2 separate regions of the Homo sapiens genome follow, and region 2 is linked to region 1. The links are chromatin contacts, found by Hi-C or POLR2A ChIA-PET in ENCODE. All regions are on one chromosome and are shown on one strand. The core of a region is the stretch at or near the end of the contact, and the rest is flanking DNA. Distances in the headings are between cores, read along the strand shown. Region 1 overlaps SINHCAF (SIN3-HDAC complex associated factor). Region 2 overlaps LINC02387 (long intergenic non-protein coding RNA 2387).

Evidence for each region. Hi-C counts contacts between places; a loop is a spot of excess contacts on that map. ChIA-PET counts read pairs that join two places held with the same protein, here RNA polymerase II (POLR2A). Pooled maps may share reads with other maps.
Region 2: a map of naive thymus-derived CD4-positive, alpha-beta T cell shows a loop between it and region 1 (3-fold over the local background). The contact joins two enhancer-like sites. A Hi-C loop is called at or near these places in 2 of 168 maps with a recorded cell type or tissue (Caco-2 and naive thymus-derived CD4-positive, alpha-beta T cell), 10 of 37 single-sample maps with no recorded cell type and 7 of 50 pooled maps. POLR2A ChIA-PET finds 5 or more read pairs at or near these places in 12 of 52 experiments (B cell, Caco-2, GM12878 and 7 more).

The regions. Positions count from the first base shown.
Region 1 is chr12:31,296,351-31,300,965 of GRCh38, reverse strand. It overlaps SINHCAF (SIN3-HDAC complex associated factor), which reads left to right. Exons shown (of 6, transcript NM_001135812.2): 2 at 2,742-2,889. The coding sequence starts at 2,762. Among named protein-coding and RNA genes, the nearest start is that of FLJ13224, 26 kb to the left of the region's middle. Within about 2 kb of position 2,330, at least 2 of the 41 ENCODE cell types and tissues checked have a DNase peak (open chromatin) inside an H3K27ac peak, as active enhancers do; they include GM12878, where a contact is called at or near this core.
Region 2 is chr12:31,360,193-31,364,325 of GRCh38, reverse strand. LINC02387 (long intergenic non-protein coding RNA 2387) reads left to right here. Exons shown (of 2, transcript NR_146469.1): 2 at 531-845. Among named protein-coding and RNA genes, the nearest start is that of LINC02387, 7.0 kb to the left of the region's middle. Within about 2 kb of position 2,110, at least 7 of the 41 ENCODE cell types and tissues checked have a DNase peak (open chromatin) inside an H3K27ac peak, as active enhancers do; they include GM12878, where a contact is called at or near this core.

The DNA of each region.
Region 1 (4,615 bases), core at 1,081-3,580:
AATAGGATTTGGTCTGTGTATTAATGGAATGAACTGGCCTTTTTTGCTCTGCTTCTTTTGTCCTTGCTGAGAAGGGAGGCTGAAGTTTCCAAGAGTTATGGATGAAGTTGGAGAGTATTAGAGGAACTGTTCTCTGACCTTCTTGATGGTAATGCAAGCTGTTGGGCGAGTTTGGAGAAGAGCGCAGGGTGGTGTGAGGACGAGGGCCGTATTAACATTTTGCCTTAAAACAGGAATACACAAATTAAAGCAATAACTGCTACTCTGCTTTCTTGTTTCTGCAATCTTCTGTCATTTGACATTGTTTTTTCCAAAGCAACATGCGACCATTTTCTTCAGGATTTTCTTTTCAGTTATCATATGGGTTTGTTGTTGGATTGAGAAAAAAAAATCTGCCTCATTTGAGCAGGCCTCTCTAGATCTTTTCTTATGACTGTGTAGAGGGTACTTCCTCATTTTTCTTCCTCTCAAAGACATCAAATTCCCAAGCATTTAACTAAAATTATTATCAACTAAAAATGTTTTTTTTAAAACAGTTCTTAGAGGTAACTGTTTAGACTTAATTATTGAAATGCATGAAGGCCTTCTGCCTTGCCCCCATCCCACTCTTTTGCCTGCCTCTCTCACCAACAAAAACATGGCAGAGGAACAGTTTATTAACAATAGCCTGTTTGAAAGGGAAGCTTCAGTTTTTAGCTAATTATTTGCTAATAAAAGTTTTAAAAAAATTTTCTTTTAAAAGTTGTAAAACCTCTGTCTATATTTCAAAACCCCTCAATACCAAAAAAATACACATAAAAAGCCTGGATATTTGGTTCTGAATCATTTTCATTAATACTTGCTATATTATACTAACCAGAATTGGAATGGAATGGGATCAGACGAGATAATCCAAAGACAAATACAGCCATATGTCACACAAGGACGTTTCGGTCAACCACAGACTGCATATATGATGGTGGTCCCAAAAGATTATGATACCATATTTTTTTGTACCTTTTCTATATTTAGATGCACAGATTCTTACCATTGTATTACAGTTGCCCACGGCATTCAGTACCGTCACACGCTGTATAAGTTTGTTGCCTTGGAACAGTAGGCTATCCCATATAGCCTAGGGGTGTTGTAGGCTATTGCCATCTTGGTTTATGTGAGGACACTGATGTCTGCACAAGGATGCCCAATGATGCATTTCTCAGAATGTGTCCCCATTGTTAAGCAACACATGACTGTACTGAAGCTTTAGGTTTACTCATCTAAGTTTATTTCTAAAACAACTTTAAAAAGATAGTGTTCTGTGGTAATAACTCCTAAAACTATGGACACGAAAGTGATATTAATAATTTTCTTGGCCGGGCACGGTGGCTCACGCCTGTAATCCCAGCACTTTGGGAGGCCGAGACGGGTGGATCACAAGGTCAGGAGATCGAGACCATCCTGGCTAACATGCTGAAACCCTGTCTCTACTAAAAATACAAAAAGTTAGCCGGGTGTGGTGGCGGGCACCTGTAGTCCCAGCTACTAGGGAGGCTGAGGCAGGAGAATCACTTGAACCTGGGAGGCAGAGCTTGCAGTGAGCCTAGATCGCGCCACCGCACTCCAGCCTGGGTGAAAGAGTGAGACTCTGTCTCCAAAAAAAAAAAAATTTTTTTCTTTTATTGTTGCTTTATGTGATAATTTTGTGATAATTTATAGTTAGACCCTCATACATACACACATCCTCTGACTTGTCCATTGGAGTTTAGTTTCTATATTCATTGCCTTTTCATCACCTCTCTTAGTCCGGTTGTTTTGGTGAGCTGGCCCTTGATTTGGATATTCCAAATTACTTTTCCTAAGGTACAGATTTACTGCCAGCTACATATTTGCATCCAGCCCCAGAGCTGTTTTCATTCCTTCCTTGACGTTGAGATTTTTTTTTTTTTTAACAGGAGGACTGCAATTTATTTCACTCTACGTCTCTGGGACATTTGCCTCCCACTGTTACTACTCTCAGGCACAAAGCCTTGTAGAAGAGGTCCACAAACCTCTAACAACTAAGGGGCAGATCAGCGGTCAGACAACATGAGCTCGTTCTTTTTTTGTCTTAATGATAATAAGGAATTATTATTATTAAATTCTAACCTTGGATTTTTGTGAATTTTACATCTTCCCTTCAGCAGTTTCAATTCAGGGGCAAACTTGACTGCTTAGAACTTCCCATTTATCACAGAAGAAATCCCCTCTGAATTCCCATTAGGCAAAGTAGTATGGGCTGATGCATAGTGAGCTAGTTGTGTGCTTAGTATCAAATAGTATTCATGGTAAATGCTCAAAACTTCCCCAGAGGGGAATCACGTTAATGCAAATGTGCAAAATAAAAAGGTGTGTCTTAAATTTAAGGATGCATCCTTAATTGTGTACAGCTTCATTATTTTACAGGATTGTTTGTGGCATTTCTTACTTCAAAACCTGATTTTAAAAAATGCTTCTCTTCCCCATTTTTAGATTGCATGTTTGTTAGGCGAGTTAGGAGGTAGTAGAGTCCTCCTTAAATAACTAGGCTTTTCTTTGTGTTTTATACGCTTGCCTTGATAGTGCCAAGAATGGAGGTCGATCCAGGAGGTCTTCCCTTGAGCTGCCTGCCTGTCTTGGTCATATAACACCAAGTTGCTTGGGGGTGGGGTGGAGCAGAGAGAACTCTTTAATGGTTCCTTGTTACAGCCCTCAACAAAGATATGTCAATTCCCTTGGCTTTACAGACTATTGCCCAGAAGAAAAGATGTTTGGTTTTCACAAGCCAAAGATGTACCGAAGTATAGAGGGCTGCTGTATTTGCAGAGCTAAGTCCTCCAGTTCTCGATTCACTGACAGTAAACGCTATGAAAAGGACTTCCAGAGCTGTTTTGGGTAAGATCACCTGATGTTTGTACTATTCTTAGAGTGAAAAAATACCACAGCATACAGAAATATTTGTAAGCAAGGTGATTGGAACAATGTGCTAATAATAAAAATCACTTATTCTAATTTAGGCTGTGTAAGTCTCCTGCTTTTTAAATGAATCAAACAATGCTGACAGCCTACTTTTTTCCAGATTATGAGGAGCTACCACATTAATCGTGAAGCCCCTTAAAGTTGTAGCTAGACAAACCCTTTTGTTGTTGACTTCCTTTTGTGGTTAATTTTTAAAAAGGCTTTTAAAAAAATTACCCTTGACTGGGTGCAGTGGCTCACACCAGTAATCTGAGAGCATTTTGGGAGGCCGAGGCGGGCGGATCACGAGGTCAAGAGATCGAGACCATCCTGGCCAACATGGTGAAACCCCATCTCTACTAAAAATACAAAAATAAGCTGGGCGTGGTGGTGCACACTTGTAGTCCCAGTTACTCCAGAGGCTGAGGCAGGAGAATCACTTGAACCCAGGAGGCGGAGGTTGTAGTGAGCCGAGATCACGCCACTGCACTCCAGCCTGGCGACAGAATGAGACTCTGTCTCAAAAAAAAAAAAAAAAAAAAAAAATTACGCTTGACCGGGTGCAGTGGCTCACGCTAGTAATCCCAGCACTTTGGGAGGCTGAGGCAGGTGGGTCACTTGAGCCCAGGAGCTTGAAACCAGCCTGGGCAACATGGGGAAACCCATCTCTACAAAAAATACAAACAAAAAACTCACCAGACGTGGCGGTACATGCCTGTAGTCCTAGCTACGTCGGAGGCTGAAGTGAGAGGATCACCTGAGCCTGGGAGGTTGAGGAAATGAAGATACTAAAATAAAAATAAAATTTAAAAAGGCATGCATGGTTGGCACAGACCTTTTTGACACCTTCAGAATAGTTAAAAAGTCCAGGATTAACAATAAATGATCAACAAATGTTTTGATAAGAAAAAGTGGTGAAAGTAATTTCTAACATGGGAAATCATTCTTTTTTTCTTTTCTTTTTTAAAGAGACAATGTCTTCCTATGTTGCCTAGGCTGGAGTGCAGTAGCTATTCACAGGTGTGATCATTGTGCACCACAGCCTTGAACTTTTGGGCTCAAGTGATCCTCCCGTCTGAGCCTCTCGAGTAGCTGGGACTACAGGTGTGCACCACCTTACTCAGCAATATAATCGTTTGTTTGTTTGTTGGTTTGTTTGAGACAGAGTCTCACTCTGTCACCCAGGCAGAACTGCAGTGTCACTGTCATGGCTCACTGCAGCCTTGACCTCACTGGCCTCAGGTGAGCCTCCCACCTCTCTCTCCTGAGTAGCTGGGACTACAGGCATGTACTACCATGCCCTGCTAATTTTTCTATTTTTTTGTAGATACAGGATTTTGCCATGTTGCCCAGGCTGGTCTCGAACTCCCGGCTGCCTCAGCCTCCTAAAGTGCTGGGATTACAGGCATAAGCCACCTCATCTGGCCATTTTCATTTTTTAAAACTACAGTGCCTCTCTGGTTTTGTTTGCTGCGAAACTGGAATATTATGGCACATTATTTTACTTGCCAAAGGTTAGCATTTTGATACTTATGAAATATCTACACAGGCCGGGTGTGGTGGCTCACACCTGTAATCCTAGCACTTTGGGAGGCCAAGGCGGACAGATCAGTTGAGCCCAGGGGTTGGAGACCAGCCTGGGCAACATGGCAAAACCCTGTCT
Region 2 (4,133 bases), core at 861-3,360, 64 kb before region 1:
GAACTCCTGACCTCAGGTGATCCGCCCACCTCAGCCTCCCAAAATGCTGGGATTACAGGCGTGAGCCACTGAGCTGGGCCAGCAGTGTAATCTTTCTAAAGCCAAATCTTAACCGTTAGCCTCAAGCTTTAGGATCTTCATGCTTGCAGGATAAAGTCCACCCTTACAAACCTGGGTTAAAAGATGGTACAAGTTCTGGGCCCTGCTGGCCTCTCCACAGCACTGCTCACCCTCAGGCAGTGCTCTCTGTGCAGCCATACTGAGTTACAACCATGGTTCACTGCACCTGCCGTCCCCCAACTCCCTCCTGCCTCCCTGCCTGGTGAACTCCTGTCATTCTGTAGGTCTCAGCTTGGATGCTGTGACAGGGAGCCTCTAGAATGGCCCCCAGTGACCCCTATCTCCTAGTAATCCCTTTCCCTTGAGTGAGCTGGATTTACAGATGCAATTTTGAATAATAGAACCTTGTAGAAGGGATGAGTTGTCACTTCTGAGATTAGGTTATATAAAGACTGTCACTTCTTTCTAAGGGCTCTTTCTCACTTGGATGGTCCCCAGAAAGTCAGCTGCCATGTCACGAAGTGCCCTGTGAGAAGGACCTGTAAGGAGGGACGGAGGGAGGCCTCTAAATGACAGCCTTCGAGGAACTGAATCCTGCTGGTGACCATGTGAGGGAGCTTGGACTCCGGTCCCCCTGTGTTGAGCCTTCAGATGAGTTGGCAGCCCCAGCTGGTGGCATGACTGTAACGTCCTGAAACACCTTCAGCCAGAAAGCATTCAGCTAAACCACACCTGTATTTCTGACCCAAAGAAATTGTGAGATAATAAACATTTCTTCTCTTGAACTGCTATACCTTAAGCTAATTCGTTACACAGCAATAGATAACAAATACTACCTCTGGACCCCTGCCTGCCACCATACCAAATTCCATGCTCTGAGTTCTAGAGTCAGTGGTGTTTCCACCTGTCATGCCCAGCCCTTCACTGCTAGTATTATAATGAGGGCTTGCCCATATCTCTGCCCCCAGATGGCAGACTCTGTACAGGAAAGAAGGAAGGAGGAGTGGGAAGTCACCACTTTCTTTCTCAAGACTCTGAGTCTCTATTCTGCTGCTGGCCACATGTTTATACCCACAGTGTCAACAGCGCCTGGCCCCAAAGTGCAGCTGCAACTTCAGGAAGAGACTCAGGCCAGCCAGAGCCAAAGCTCTATGGCAGCCACCTTCCTCCACCTCCTTCTATTACACTTCCCTCCACCTCCCTCCATCTCCTCAGTCTTCTCAGCCAGCTTCCCCTGACCCTTGAGCACCAGGCAAGCATGCACACACACAGGCACATGCAGGCATGCACGCACGACACCAGGCCCACAGCCTCTCTTTACTCCAGAGGAGCTAGGTGGAGTCACTCCTCCCTCCTTTCACACACACCCTGGGGCCACGCTTTTGTGGCTTTTCTGAATGAAAGGGGAGGTGAGGTGGGGGTGGGGGAAGCCGTCTCTGCCTTTGAACTGCCCAGTTCCTCCACCTTTATTTCCAGCTAACCACCGAGTGCCTGCAAAAAAACAAAACAAAACAAACCAGAAAAACTAAAAAAGGAGCCCAAGTGTCTCTTGCTGCTTTCAGTTTCTGGAGAGCCAGCACACAGGTCACCCACTATCCCTGCCGAAACCCTGAGGTCTGAGGAAGGCCTCTTCACACTGCCTCTGGGCGCTGCCTTTGGCTTCCGGGAGCCCCCCATGCACTTCCCTGGAAACAGGTGGAGCTCTGTCCTGTGGCTCTGATTCACTCTCCTGTCCCTCGGTACACCATTGCGCCGTGTCCTCCTGCTGGCCCTTCTGTTACCCTGTACTTGCTGTACACTACCACGGTGGCCGGGGGCCTCAGCACCAGGAAAGCAACTTCCCCCGTGTCCTCCCCAACTCCTGAGTCCAATCCTTCAAGTCTATGGTGCCGAAGCAGGGGAAATGAATGTTGGAGAGACATGCCTGGGTCTGAACTCACCTCTATTGAAGGAAAACAAAGCTCACTAAGATTGCACCCTACGGTGTGTGCTTCTGTTCTCTCCACCTACCGTCAGCACTCTCAGCAGTTTTCCTCTTGGCTCTGCCTCCTGCAATTACTTTCTGCTCAGCTGCTTGCTGTTGCTAAGAAGGGTTATGCCCATCAACTGTGCTGTAGACATGCAGTATTGTGACGATGGGAGGGACATGGCTTGGAAGGTGGCTTTAATTTGAATTCTGCCATTTATGATATTTGGCCCTGGGTGTGTTACCTGATCGTCCTGTGCCTTATCCTCTGCGTCTGCTAATAGACCGTTTCCCAGGGTTGGGCAGAGATGAAATTAAATAAAACCACACACACTACAGTGCATGGAATGTACTAGGTGTTCAATAAATGTTTCCTTTTTTTTTTTTTTTGAGACTGAGTTTCGCTCTGTTGCCCAGGCTGGCGTGCAATGGCGCGATCTTGGCTCACCGCAACCTCCGCCTCCCGGGTTCAAGCGATTCGCCTGCCCCAGCCTCCTGAGTAGGTGGGATGACAGGCACGTGCCACTATGCCCAGCTAATTTTTGTATTTTTATTTTTAATTTTTTCGAGACAGAGTCTTGCTCTGTTGCCCAGGCTGGAGTGCAGTGGCGAGATCTTGGCTCACTGCAACCTCCACCTCCTGGGTTTTAAGCAATTCTCTGCCTCAGCCTTCTGAGTAGTTGGGATTACAGTCACGTGCCACCATGCCCAGCTAATTTTTTGTATTTTTAGTAGAGATGGGGTTTCACCATCTTGGCCAGGCTGGTCTTGAACTCCTGACCTCATGATCTACCTGCCTTGGCCTCCCAAAGTGCTGGGATTACAGGCATGAGCCACTGTGCGCGGCCAAATGTTTCTTGTCTTGTGTTTCAAAAGGACTTTAAGGCCAGGCACAGTGGTTCATGCCTGTAATACCAACCCTTTGGGAGGCTGAGGGAGGAGGACTGCTTGAAGCTAGGAATTTGAGACCAGCCTGGGCAACATAGCAAGACCCTGACTCAACAAAACTCTTAAAAAACCAAAAGCATTAGCCTGGCGTGGTAGCATGCACCTGTAGTCCCAACTTCTCTGGAGGCTGAAGTGGGAGGATCACTTGAGCTCAGGAGTTGGAGGCTGCACTGAGCTATGACTGCACCACTGAACTCCAGCCTGGGCAACAGAGTGAGACCCTGGTTCTAAAAATAAATAAATAAATAAATAAATAAATAAATAAATAAATAAGGACTTTTAACAACCCTTGTACTTTTTTATTGGAAATACGCATAGAAAGCAAAGAAGATTTTGAGGTCTAGCTGATAAAGGGCCACATTCAGTCTTTTATTGGTTTTTTGGTGAAGCAGGAAGACGTTGAGGGTGGTATGAGGATACTACTCTTTTATTGGTTTTTAATCTGACTTACCCTGCCGTGCTGAGTTAATGCTGTGGAAAACAGCTGCTCAAATGCCAGAGGAATGGATGTGCCTGAACCTGCCCCTGACTCCCAGGTGGTAAGGTGTTTTTCATGTTTGTGTTCAGGTCTCTGTGCCTTTGCTTTGGCCTCACCACGATGGAAGGGAAGTGCCCACATCGCAGGGAGCACACAGAATATGACGGCTAACATGCTACATCCAGCCTGCCATTATCCGCAGGGGTATGGCGTCATTGGATTCACATTTATCATTCAACTTCCAGATCAACAAAGCTTGTCTTCATAAATTAAGTGCATCCAAGTTTCTTTATATTGGCCACAGCAGACACAGAGGATCCGCAGCAAATCATGGATTTCAGTGGTCTTTTCAAATCAGTCAAGTTTAGGTCTAGTATGTGCTAGTGCCTAACTCTAAGCATAATAAGAAGAGGAGCCAAACACATTATGTTGAGATTTTTAGAAATTTAACTCAAGGTTGGGCGTGGTGGCTCACGCCTGTAATCCCAGCACTTTGGGAGGCCGAGGAGGGTAGATCACTTGAGGTCAGGAGTTGGACACCAGCCTTGGGCAACATGGTGAAACCCCATCTCTACTAAAAACTACAAAAATTAGTGTGGTGGCGGGTGCCTGTAATTCCAGCTACTTGGGAGGCTGAGGCAGGAGAATTGCTTGAATCCAGGAGGTGGAGGTTGCAGTGAG